Regions from separate parts of the Homo sapiens genome. Here region 2 is linked to region 1. The links are chromatin contacts, found by Hi-C in ENCODE. All regions are on one chromosome and are shown on one strand. Each heading gives the region's core, a stretch centred on a gene start or an enhancer-like site at or near the end of the contact. The rest is flanking DNA. Distances are from core to core; before and after follow the strand shown. Region 1 holds the start of LINC01682 (long intergenic non-protein coding RNA 1682). Region 2 has its middle 57 kb from the start of LINC01682.

Evidence for each region. A loop is a pair of places that touch in the nucleus more often than their neighbours do.
Region 2: a loop to region 1 is called in a map of astrocyte of the cerebellum, with 2.0 times the contacts of the local background. The contact joins the enhancer-like site here to the promoter of LINC01682 in region 1. A Hi-C loop is called at or near these places in 1 of 168 maps with a recorded cell type or tissue (astrocyte of the cerebellum).

What each region holds. Positions count from the first base shown.
Region 1 is chr1:229,882,634-229,889,020 of GRCh38, reverse strand. LINC01682 (long intergenic non-protein coding RNA 1682) reads left to right here and starts at 3,203. Exons shown (of 2, transcript NR_146476.1): 1 at 3,203-3,481.
Region 2 is chr1:229,939,570-229,945,956 of GRCh38, reverse strand. No RefSeq gene overlaps it. Among named protein-coding and RNA genes, the nearest start is that of LINC01682, 57 kb to the right of the region's middle. Within about 2 kb of position 3,281, at least 3 of the 41 ENCODE cell types and tissues checked have a DNase peak (open chromatin) inside an H3K27ac peak, as active enhancers do.

The DNA of each region.
Region 1 (6,387 bases), core at 1,954-4,453:
CTGCTGTTACAATCATTTGTCTACTTTGCCTTTGATGGGTAAGTGCTGCCAACTGTGCTGTGCCCTTCTTGAATCCCATCATACCCAATGACACTAAGAGGGAGCCCAGACCCATAGCAGCCTAGAAAGGTCAATCACCGGAAGTTTCTCAACAATGTTGATGGCCACCTCACTGACGTATTCCTTATATTGCTAATGGAGAGCAAACCCTCTGGGCTCTCCCAGAGCTGGCTAATTGGCAGATTCTCTGGTCTTACATAGTAAATCTATTTTTGTATGCCTACCTCGCTAGACACTCTACCCTTTCTGCTGCAAAGTTCTGGCATTAACAAGAGGTCATTATTGTTTCCAAGCTGTAAGGCACTATCTTGGCAGTGCATCAGGACTGGCTTAGGTGTTCTTGCCAGGACACTACATCCTGAGCCACAGGAGACAGCCCACATATCCATAAACTCTCCTTCAGTCCAGCATTCTCAAAATTCAGCCCCAAACATGTCTTCCTGGGTCATGTTGGTACACATTAGCTAGATGTTACATCCCTTTCTGAAACGATGACAGTAATTCTCTCATCGGGCATTCCAAGGCATGTACCAATTATTGGCCTAAACAGGGATTGGCAAACTATGGCCCATGTGTCAAATATTGTGTGTTTTTTGTAAATAAAGTTTTATTGAAATACCCATTCATTTACATATTGTCTATGCTGCCTTTGTGATACAATGGAAGAGTTGAATCATTATGGCAAACACTGTACAGACCACAAAGCCTAAATTTTTTGCTGTCTCTTTACAAAATAAGTCTGCTGACCCCTGGTCTAGAAGCTGTGAGGGCTGGTGGAGGAAATCTTGAGAAGGGTACTCATCATCTCAGAAAGCCTCTGCCTCAAGTGAGGGCTTTGTATGGTCTTGGGGTAAGGGAAGGCTTTTTCTCTCTACAAGGGAAGTGGGCCACTTCTGCAAGCCGAGAGAGTTCCAGGGAATCTGAGGATTGAAGGTTCTCAAGCACATCTACCTGAAAGTCCTCATTTCAGGTCCTCAGGTCTCTTCCTCCTTATCAGCCCCTTGACTTTGACACAGAACATTTGCTGGAGCCACAAATTCAGACTTTGCTATTCTTTTATCAGATCATAAGCTTAATTTTCAGCAGGATGTGCCATCCAGTTACAGAGCCTTGTTAATTGGTAGATTCTCTGGTCTTACATAATAAATCTATTTTTGTATGCCTACCTTGCTAGACATTCTACCCTTTTTGCTGCCAAGGCAGTTTTGGCATTAACAGGAGGTCATTATTGTTTGCAAGCTGTAAGGCACTATCTTGGCAGTGCATTAGGACTGGCTCTAGCTGTTACATGCTGTCATAGAGATTTTCTGGCTTCTAATTCTGTGCTTACTTTGGTTGTTAGCTGACTCAGCCTGGCCTATTTTCTCCCTTCAGGGCATTGATGCACCTAACAATCATCTCCACCGCACTTGTATGTGCTGTCACCACCATAGCTCTCAAATGCTAGTGATATTATTGCACAAGCTGGTGCGTCCTCTAGCACCTGCACTTCTTCCTGTATCAACCAGGCTCCAGCCCAGCCAGGAGTTTTAAACCACATTAGTTATTTTTACAGAGAGAATTTAATACCAAGAATTGAGGAACCAGACAGGTCTAAATGGGCACATTGAGATAGGGTGAACAACCATCCCAGTTTGCCCAGGACTGTTCTAGTTTTAGCACTTAAAGCACTGTGCTCTGGGAAAAACTTTAGTCTCAGGCAGAGCAGGACTGCTGGCCACCCTCACTGAGGTATCACAGAGATGGTAACGGCAGGATGCAGCTCTCATCCCAGTACTGGGGGGCACACAGGAAAGAGTTTTGTCTAAGTAGAGGGCACCAGCTAACTGGTGCTTGTATCCCTGAGGGGTGCCATGAAGCTGGTTTGGGCAAAGCCATTAACTGGAACCAATTGTTGCTATTGGAACCAAGTGTTGTGAGTGCAAAGGTGATGCATCATTGCTGGGATGAGCCTGACACCAGAGGAAGGGAGGAGATGAGAAGGAGCATGTCCCTTCTTTCTTCTCTAGCCTCCAGTTTTCCTCCAGCTTCCCGTTGCCCCCCGCCCCAGAGCCTAACTGGGAGCCACTGGCAGGGCAGAAATGTGGTAGGTGGGAATTCCTAGCCGCAGCATCAGAGAGCAGTGTACCAAAGACCCGCATCCACCCTGGCATTCCGGCTGCTTACTGGGTGGAGCTGCAGTAGCTTATTCACCAAGTGAAGACATTCTTAACAGTCACGATGCATGCCAAGGGGTCATCACCACCCACTTACCACCGAAAACCGGGGCCTTGTTGCCCTCTGAGCAGCAAAGGATCCAAGAGCAGAATCCCACAAAACTCTGCTACCAAGACCCCTTCAAACTCTAGCTGTCTTAGTTTGGGGGGCCCCCAAAGCAGATCCCAAGGCAAAGATTTGAGCACAGTGATTTATTTGGGAGGTGGATGGGGCAAATAAAGATACATTATTGAGCCAGCTAGCACCACAGGAGACTGTAGGGTTGGTCTGGGCTGGGTCCAAGTGGGCTGCTTTAGAATCCAGATGACGGAGCTGGGGGAAAGAAGCACATTCCCCATTTCTTCAAGAAACTCAGCCTACCTGCAGGAATGCAGGGAGCACCTCAGAGGCTTTAGACCGTGGTGGGGAACCCCACGCAGGCTGCACCTAAGGCAGGGACACGCAGTTCACATCTGCCACAGCTGTGATGAGGGGCCTCCACTGGATATCTGGCCATGGCACACAGCGGCCACCACCAAAAGGGCAGGAGGAGGGAGACATGAGATCTGAAGTCAGCTTGAGTGAGGAGCCTGAGATGCTGAAGAAATCGGGAGAACGTGGCGGGTAGTGGGCAATGCCTTAGTTTGAGTTACCCCCAGAAGCAATCCCTGGGAAAGGACACAAGCACATGTTGCTTCCTTGGGAGGTAAAGGAAAACATCATTAGGGGAGTAGTGAAATGAGACAGGAAAGGGGATGTGGCCGGTACAGGGTGTGTTATCACAGCAGCCATGGCTGTGGGTAACAGGAGCCTAATGCCACAGGGAGCTGGAAGCCAGCAGAACACACATACCTTGTGGGTGGGAGAAGCTTCAGTGTTTCCGTGCAGGATTCAAAGATTGCTTCTCTCATTAATTCTCCTCCTGGACTGCCTTGCCTGAGGGCAGAATGACCTTCTGTGGCTACAGAGAAAGGCTTCAGGCAAAGAGATGCAGCTCTGGGCCCCAGAGTCCGCTGGAGCACACTGAAGCTGGAGCACACTGAAGTGGAAGATGGGGCTGCAGACAGAGACTGGGCAGCCTCTGCTCCAGGGAGGCCCGAGAGCCAGAGAGCAGATTCCATAAGAAGAATAACTCCCATTCCTCATGCATGAGACCCTCTGCTAAATGCTTCCTGTGCACCACCTCCAGAAATCCTCCCAAGCCAGGACACCAGCAGTATTACAGGTGGAATATCCCTTATCCGACATGCTTGGGTCCACAAGTGTTTTGGATTTTTTCAGATTTTGGAATATTTGCGTATATATAATGAGATATCTTGGGGATGGGACTGAAGTCCAAACATGAAATTCATTTATGTTTCATATACACCTTATATGCAGCACATAGCCCAAAAGTGATTTTGTGTAATATTTTAAATACTTTAGTGCATGAAACATAGTTGTGACTATAACCTGTCACATGAAACCAGGTTGGAATTTTCCACTGGTGGTGTCATGTTGATGCTCAAAAAGTTTTGGATTTTGGAGCATTTTCGATTTCGGATTTCTAGAGTAGGGATGCTCAACTGTATTATTATTTTCATTTTACAGGTAAGAAAATGGAGGCTCCCAGAGATTTGACAACCTGCCCGCAGCAATGACCAAATCAGACTTGGTGCTAAGTCTGCACCTCCCCAAAGTCAGTGTGTTTGTATGCTCTGCTGCCACTGCCCCCCGCTGGCCCTGCACATGATGTGAACCATCAGGCAGACCTGGAGTTCTGTCTCCTGGGTGGGCTGCTTGCCAACACCAGGGTGGCTGGCCCCTGCCTGTGTCAGGTCCTGCAGTGTTGACTCTCTTCGTGTGATGTTGGGCAGGTGGAGCTGGTTGTGCTGAGCCTGAGGAAACATCCAATGTGCCAAACTTTCTTGTGTGTTTCCCTCTGCTGGTTATTTAGTAAGCCCAGGAAAAGAGCAAATCCTGCCCCCAACAGATGATCCTCTCGATGAGAGTGGTTATGGTGATGATGCCAGCATGCAGTGGGGAGATTCGACTTTTCGAGATTCTTCCAGCCCTTTGCTTCCCACATTTCATAATGCTTGATGGCAACAGCTCTGCTGACTGTTTGGGAAAAAGACAATACTTATGTCCCTTTTAGAGACACTTTACTCAGTCCCTCCCGCAATGCTTAGTACGCAGAGAAAATAGTAAAATTAACCCGATTTGCTCATCACTCAGTTTTGGCCGTTATCAACTAATGGCCACTCTAGTTTCTACTGGGGTCCCATATACTCTGCCTGTCCCCTGATTATTTAGGTGCTAATCCCAACATTGTATCCTTTTGATGCGTTCCAAAGCAAAAATATTGATTCCTAAGCTACCCTTGTGAATTTTCTGATTCAGGAGGTCAGGAATGGGGCCTGGGAATCTACACGTATTTTCGATTCTCCAGGTCTGGGAACCTACAGTATAAAGGAATGAGCATGGACTTTAAGAAAGTCTGAGTTTGAGTCTTGGTTTTGCCCAAGCCTTATAACTTTGGACGAAAACTTTAAGTTTTTGGACCTTGACCTCTTTGTCTTGAAGGATCACCAACTCTGTGAACTTGTGGTCCACTAAGACCCTCCAACATTTTTCACATTAAATACATGCTATCAATCTTGTGTCTCTCAGCCTTCCCCTGCCTTGGTGTTAGGCTGGGGGTGGCGGCAGCAGGATTGCTTGTGAGTTATCCTCTTTTGTGGTGGTTGCGTCCACAAGATCTCTCCAAGCTGTGTTCCCTGTCTCCCATGTGGTGTGTCCCAACACTGTGTCCCCTTTAGTCCCATTCAAGCTTCCCTCACTCTATTTGCTCCAACCCACTGTGCCCAGCTCCCTGGGAAACTGATGGGCAGAACCTATCCCTAAACAGCATTCTTCAATCACAAAATTCTTGCACCTAGAGTAAAACTGACATTTGATTCAGGTCAGTGATCGTTTTTTCCAACCAAAACCAAATCCTAATTTCCGTGGTTGGCATGCATGCAGTCATTTGGTGCTTATGAAAAAGAAAGCAGGCTTCACTGAATTGCAAAAACAAGAACTTTGCTGGCTTTTGGTGTGCTCAGCATTTTTCTGAATGAAGATGGCAACTCACAGTGAATACACATTTTTTTTTCTGGTTATTTAATTAAATGGAGTTCAGAGGGAAGGAACATAAATAAATAAGACAAGCAAATTGGGACGCACATTTGAACTAGAATGAGAAAAGAGCGGTTTCCTGAGGCGGAACACCTTCACAATGGAGCACAGCTTTATTTAGTACAACACTGCCCCTGCAAATTGTGTCCTCAGTTGTTTTGGGGAGTTGAATGTAACTTGTGCTTTCACAGCGACAACTAATAGCAAAGAAAGGCCCTAGGAAATGCAGGACTGCAAGAGACTGACTTACAGTGGGAATTTGGGAAGCCATGTGTTAGAACAAAAAGGAACTGCAACCACCTCACTGTATGCCTGAGAAACAGAAGCTGAGATCTCATTATTTGCTCAAAGCTGCATGGCCAGTTGGCAGAGGAGCACAAACCAGCACTCTGGGTTACTGACCAGTGCTCTTTCCATGGAGAGGTTTAGGTGGTGGTTAGAAGCACAGACACCAGGACAGACTGCCTGGGTTCACACCCCAGCTCTGTCCCTTCCTGGCTGGATGATCTTGTGCAAAAGAGTTAAATCCCATAGGGGCCACATCAGCCAGAGTTTCAGTAGGAAACAGATGGAACACCAAATTAGGGTCGTTGGAAGGGGTATTTATAAATGATCATTTCAAAGATGTGGGTGGAGCATGGGGAAAACACAGGCGCCAGTGCAGGGACACAGGACCAGCAGTGTTAGAGCTGTCCCCAGCACTGGGCCAGAAGGAACAAGGGGAGAGAGAGGCTGCAGAGCCTTGTTCTGAAAGCAGCTGTGTCCTCAGGTGGGGGAACCCAGACAGTCACCGTCATCTTGTAGGGAGGAAACCAGGGTAACGGGTGCACGTCCTCACTCTCCCTTCTCTCCCTCCATTCTCCTGATGAGGCTCCTTACTGGCTAAACCCAACTAAAAGCACAGAACACAGAAGCTTGTCTGTGTGGTCTAGCTAGACCTGGCTCCTGGGGTGGAGAGCATGCCAGAGGAGG
Region 2 (6,387 bases), core at 2,032-4,531, 57 kb before region 1:
GTGGGGGTGATAGTGGGGACCTGGGGAGTCTTCAAGAACCCATTAGTCTCAACCTGAGTATTTGTCTTGCAGGACATGGATGTTGGGAGCTAAAAGAAGATAAAGTTGGAGCCAGGTTGGAAGGCTGATTGCTCAGGGCCTTGATTCCAGGGTAATTTTTTTTTTTTTTTAATCAGTTCTAGGAAGCCAATGAAAGGGTTTCGCTTAGAGCAGGGTTTTCAGCCGTGACGCTACTGACATTCTGGGACAGCTCATTCTTTGTGGAAGGGGCTGTGTGCAACATGCATTCCAGGATGTCCAGAAGCATCCCTGGCCTCTTACCCTCCACGTGCCAGGAGCAGCACACAAGCCCGCGTGACACCCACAAGCATCTCCTGACACCATCACATCTCTGGAGGCAGAATCGCGCTGGTGGGGAACCACTGATATAGAGGACCATCTGTGGAGAAGGACATTTTGGGAAGCTGACCCGGCAGCAGTATGTAGGTGGCTGGAGGAGACACATGCTGAGGAGGTGACTGCTCGGGAGGTGAATTCGATAGCCCGGGAGGAAGCAGATGGGGAATAGAGGCTAGCTGCCCCTGGGGAGGGCATGGGTGGTTGGGCAGTGGGAGGCGGAAAGAGTGGATGGGACTTGCGGTTGATGGAATGCAGATGACAGGAGATGGGAAAGAGTCAAAGATGGCCCCCAGGCTGGTGCCCAGGGGAGCCTTAACATCATTGTCTGAAACATGTATGTCAAGAAATGGGGAATTGGGGTGAGGAGGGGTGAAGCTGACCAAACGTTTGGATTTTAACATCCTTTTAGGGAAAGAGGTTGGGAACGACAATACTGTATTTTATAAAAGGGAAAATTAAGTTTAAAAAAAAAGATGAGTTGACCTGTCTAAATTGAAAACACTAAATTCTAACAGAGTTTATGCAAAAATTAAGGACTCGTGACTCCCCATTGCAGCGTGAAATGAATGGCCAACTTTAAAAACTTCCATTTCTATTCTCTTTGAAAATATGAGGACACTGAAATACAGGGAAGGCTGTATTTCACCGAACTTTCCTTTCAATCGTGCCTCCGTTACGTCATAGTCTCGCTCATGGGGAAGGGGAGGCTCAGGCTTTCAAGCAAGCAGTAAAAACATGAGTTATTGTTGCCTCTGGAAATCATTGACCGATTAGAAGAGGAGCAGTGAGGAAGCTGCTGCCTCCATGAGCAACAGGGCGGGCACCAGCCGACCGCACCTGGTGGGTCTTCCAGCTGGGGTTGGTGACTTGGTCAGGGCCGGCTCAGAGGCCTCCTCTTTAAGGGCAGCCTATGGGACAGCACTGCCAGAACAAGCCCACTGCAGCCTGGAGAGGATCCAGCCTGGGGGGGACGCGGAGTCTACGTGGCTACCGCAGGCGAGCGGGACGCCGGACACACACATGGCCTCACATGGTTCAAAGACGTTCCTGGGCCAAGGTGGGCCCCTGGCACCGCTCAGCAGCTCCCTGGGGCTGCACATTTGGCGCTGAGCCCAGGGATTCCAGTTTTGCTCCCTGTGCGAATCCTCTGGGGCAGCACCGTGAGAAGCCGTGAAGCAAGGAACAGTGAGAGAAGGAGAAACACAGAACCCGGGCAATCAGAGAACCAGTGGCCTGGCACTGACATGCTCACCTGTCTCCCACTGCTGCTGTTCCCATACGCCCTAGGTGCCACCCGTCACAACGACCTGCACACGGCCTGGCCTCCAGATGTCTTGTTCTTCAAGGCCTCTAGACTGCCTCCTCCAGGAAGCCTTCCCCAGGTGCAACTTCCTCTTCCTCCAGGAGCTCAACATGGTGCTTTACACATCAGTGCGCAGACTGGTTCCTCTATCTGGATCGGAATGCCTTGAGAGCAGGGACTCCACCATGTTCATTATGTTTAACCCAGAGGTCCCAAGCTCTCCGCACTCCTGGGTTAACCGCTTCGGGAACGTCAACTCCCCTGACCCAAGCCCTTGCTGGTGTGACGGAGAAAGGCAGGGCCCCATTGCTCTTCCTCTCTCACAGGCCCCTTCCCTCCTCCTCCCACAGCTGCTCTGGGCGAGTTCGCACCAGTGGGGCTGCCCTGTCCCTTGTCCCCATCAGGCACAATCTTTGTTGCTACCCAGCCCCACCAACAGTAAACCACACTGTCCAACAAAGTTTTACGAAAGGTTGAGGGTAACATGGGGTGAATAACAACTTAGAAAGAGAAAGCTTCAGAAAAGCCACTCCCCACGTCCTCCCACCTTCTCTCTGTCCGGGGTCTTCCTTTGGCCATCAGTCTTCTTAATTCTGGCTGGCAGATCTGCTCCAGCCAAACAAGTCTGCCCTATAAGCCCTCCCTCCCCTGGTGATGCAGACGGCCACTCTCCTGCTAAGGGTGCTCCCCACCCTCTGTTATGATCGCCGCCCCCCACCACTCTCTGCCATACCTTTGCACAAGCAAAAAGCCCTTACTGGACATTCTAAATATGAGCTGTAGTGCCACCGTTACAGTACAGGGACAGGCTGCACTTTAAAAACGACACTTTCCCCAGCATTTTGTCTTTTTTTGTCTTATTATTAAATTCAAAGCACTCAACAAGGGTGTCTGGGCCATGCTAAGTACACAATAATGTTGGTTAATTGAATTGATGAATCTGATTTCCTTCATTATTCAATTTGGGTTGAGATAAAACAGTATTTGTAACTCATTTAATGAAATAATTGAGAGACAGTGGCTGCATCAAATAGTGGGAGAGTTTTACATTTGTATCCCTTGACTTTGGATTCATTGAAGCTGGCCGATTGGTCATTCCTCAGTTGGCTGTAAAGATGCAGTAGACACTGTTCATGTCCTCAAAACCAATAAACATGTTTGATCAGATTCAGAGAGCCCAGGCGGATAGCGGGCACTGGGGCAACAATTGGAATTCCCTTTCAAATTTAGGGGAAGGCAACCCAGCCACTGTTGTCAGGTGGGCTGGATAGCATTAGCCCATGAGTTAGAAAACACAGCAGAGGTGAAATCCAGACACAAGAAAATAGAGTAAAACTTGAGTGAAAGAGAATTCAGTGTCTGAGCCAGAAAGACAGCTGCAGGTGTGGGGCCATAGGACAGTCACTGGGTTCCCAGAACACAGATTTCTGGGACAGGTGGGGACTTAGAGCCTCACAAGAGCCCTGGAGTTGCTGGGCAGCAACCAAGGTGTTTTTCATGGGGCAGCTATGGCCTGCTGGCCAAAAGAGCTTGAGCACATGTCAACCAGAAGTGAGAGCTCATGGGTATGTACCTCAGATTTGGCCTGAAAGCCCACGCAGGCTGCCAAAGACTGGAATAAAACCCAAATGTCCACTGACAGGAGCATGTGTGGATAAAGTGTAATTCACACAATCCAACAATAATGGCCAAACTGCAGCTGTGCAAACATGAGAGACTCACAAACATTATCCTGAGTGAGAGAATCAGGAAAAAAGAATACATTGGTGTAATTCCATTCATCCTAAAACAGAAAACACAGAGCCATATTTTTAGGTTTGAAATACATAGGTGGCAAACATACAAAGAAAAGCAAGGAAATTATTGGGCTGAATAACAAGACAATGAATCGCTCTGGATGGGAAGGATGTCTTGGGGGCTTTTGCCATCGTGGTAACACAAACGTTCCTTGATTGTGTTGTAACCCCACTGTAAGTATTGTAACCCCATTGATCACACCATCAAAAAATCGTAAGTCAAGGCATCGTGAGTCAGAGACTGCCTCTATTCTACTTTTTAATCTGCCTGCTGGTTATAATTGACCGCATATGTTTTGTGCACTTTTCTTTTTCTATGTTATATTTCATGACGTGTTTTTAAGTGGAAAGAAGTCGTGCTAGTTGCAATTCTGCAGCCAGTCCCTTTGAGGACTCTCTTATTTTTCGCTTTCCCCAACACTGCTTTGTTTGCCAGCCATCAATGACAATTTTGGCAGGCTCCCCGTAGGCGCAATCTGCAGGCTTCTTGGCCCATTTATTCAATCAACAAATACTTTCCAGGAGCGTACTATGTGCTGGGCACTGTGCTAGCCTCCGGGGGTTCAGGTATGCTGCTTGCTCCCACGGTGTCCTGCTAAGCAAAAAACTATGTGACACTTGATGCTTCCCTTCCCCCCCAGCATTTCTGGAAGCTCAGAGCTGAAGTTTGTTTTTATTTTTAGTAGCTTCCCCTATGGTTGATTTTTGGATGTAATGATCCCCTACCCCTTTTGTCACACAAGCAACGTTTTTACTTCTTTAGTTTTGCAGGTTTGTCAACCAAATTTTACTGGAAGCCACTTCAAATCCTTGTGGGTGGTAGTTACAGAAAATGGGTGAGCCATGGAGCACCCCTTGCTCTCTCCTCTTGACTCCTCTTCCCAGTGGTCATGTCTAACCTCTCCGTCCCCACCTGTGCCCTGCACCAAGGCCCTGAGCTTGCCCATTCAACCCCTCTCCATCAGTCCCTACCAACGAGGCTGTGCCCCATCCTTGAGACATTTTCAGGGACACTTTTACTTTCATATCCGTCACATTTTCCAGTCCTTCAGAGTCAGGAACTAAACCCGTGAGCAAAGCTTTTTTCCTCTTATCAGTTCCCAGCCCAGCAGAATTAGACTCAAAGACTGCGTCAAGGTGAGCACAAGCAGGGCTAATCTTGGATTTACAGGCTCACGCTTCCATTACCCCAACAATAGCGGCCAGAGAGGGGCCTGCCACAGCAGAAATACACTTGAATTGACCATTTTGAAACACCCTTCATCGGCTCTCATTTGGTAAAAGGTAACCTGGGATGAAGTGTATTTTAACAAACCAGGAATGCTGGAATGATTTTGCTGTAGGGAAAGTTATTTAAAATGTTGCCCCCAAATAAATATGAGGATAGACCCTGAGCCTGCCTGGAGAGAGGGCATTTGTGTTGCTGTAGTTACTTCAGGCCTCATTCCAGCTTTGCATGACACCGTCCATGGAGGAGCTTGTGATAGGGAGGGGGCTGCAGAAATGAGGTTTTATTTCTTCCCCTCTTGATGTGATAAACCCGTGTAGGCATCTTTGGAATGTAACCATACCAAAGATCCTGTTGCCTTTACAACTCCATAGGGTTCTGGGCCATTTCCAAGACATTATCTGGAGAGAGAAAAATGTTCAGGGTGCTGAAAAAAAAAGCGCCTTAATTATGTTTAGAGCCATTTTCAGCATGACTGCAATAAGTTTCAGCCGTTCTGGGGAAATGGGCTGAGAGCTTTGTGCTATACGGTTGGACTTTCTCGAGTTGGAAGAAAAAGCATTTAGAACAACGTGAGGCCCTGAAAATGTGTGCAATTTCAATGAAAACAGAGACCCTCTGGCACATACACACACGTGCACCCACACACATAAGCATGCACTCACAAATTTACACAGGTGCACACAGACCACATGCACACACAATACACGTGTGCACACGTGCACACGCATACACAGTGCTTTGCCCAAGTGGATGGGGACGCAAAGGTCAGAAAAGGATAGAAAAAGGAGGAAAAGGTATATCAAGGAAACAATGTCTTTAGTACAAATACCTAGACTGGGCAGATCCAAATGTTATGGGCTCTCAGGCTGGGTGCCGTGGCTCATGCCTGTAATCCCAGCACTTTGGGAGGCTGAGGTGGGTGGATCACTTGAAACCAGGAGCTCGAGACCAACCTGGGAAACATGGCGAAACCCTGTCTCTACAAAACAACAACAACAACAAAATTATGGATTCTCTATAAGAAAAATACAGTCCTGAAGATGATAACTTCATGTCCAGTGTCTTGGGAGAGGTCCTGCAAGTGTGGGTCATGAAGCTTTAGCATCATGAGTTTAAGAGTAAATACGGTACAAACCAGATTTTGTTTTCAGCCTCACAACAAATGAATTCCTATGTGGATTTGACTTCCCCCCCACCTCCCCTTGAGCCTCCCCAGGTCTTAATACCACTCCTAAAAGATCCCCTCTTGTCCCAGTACCTGTGTTCAAGAGCTGCCAAAGGCTCTGCTCCTCTTCATGGTCTCCGGCAGCTACCTGGCACAAGGGGTTTGCCTTCAGTGCCAGATTCCCTCTTCTTGAAAGATTCCCTCTCTCCGTTCTTTACCCTCTATCTACCTGCTACAGTGTCTCAAAGCTGAGGAGCTGGGATTTTGTTACCCAGTCAAAAAATATTGATTTTTCTGAGAAGACCTCAGTGTGAAAGCTGTGCTTTTAAAAGCAGACTAATCTCTGAAAGCAGATTTTCAGATATCCCTGAGCAAGCATCTGGGGCAAAAGTATTCCCAGATTACTCAGATCCCACATGTGCTGGCCGGTGGGATGGTCTGGCTGTTACATAGTAAGAAGGAAAACCTGAAGAACACGGGAAAGGGTTTCCAC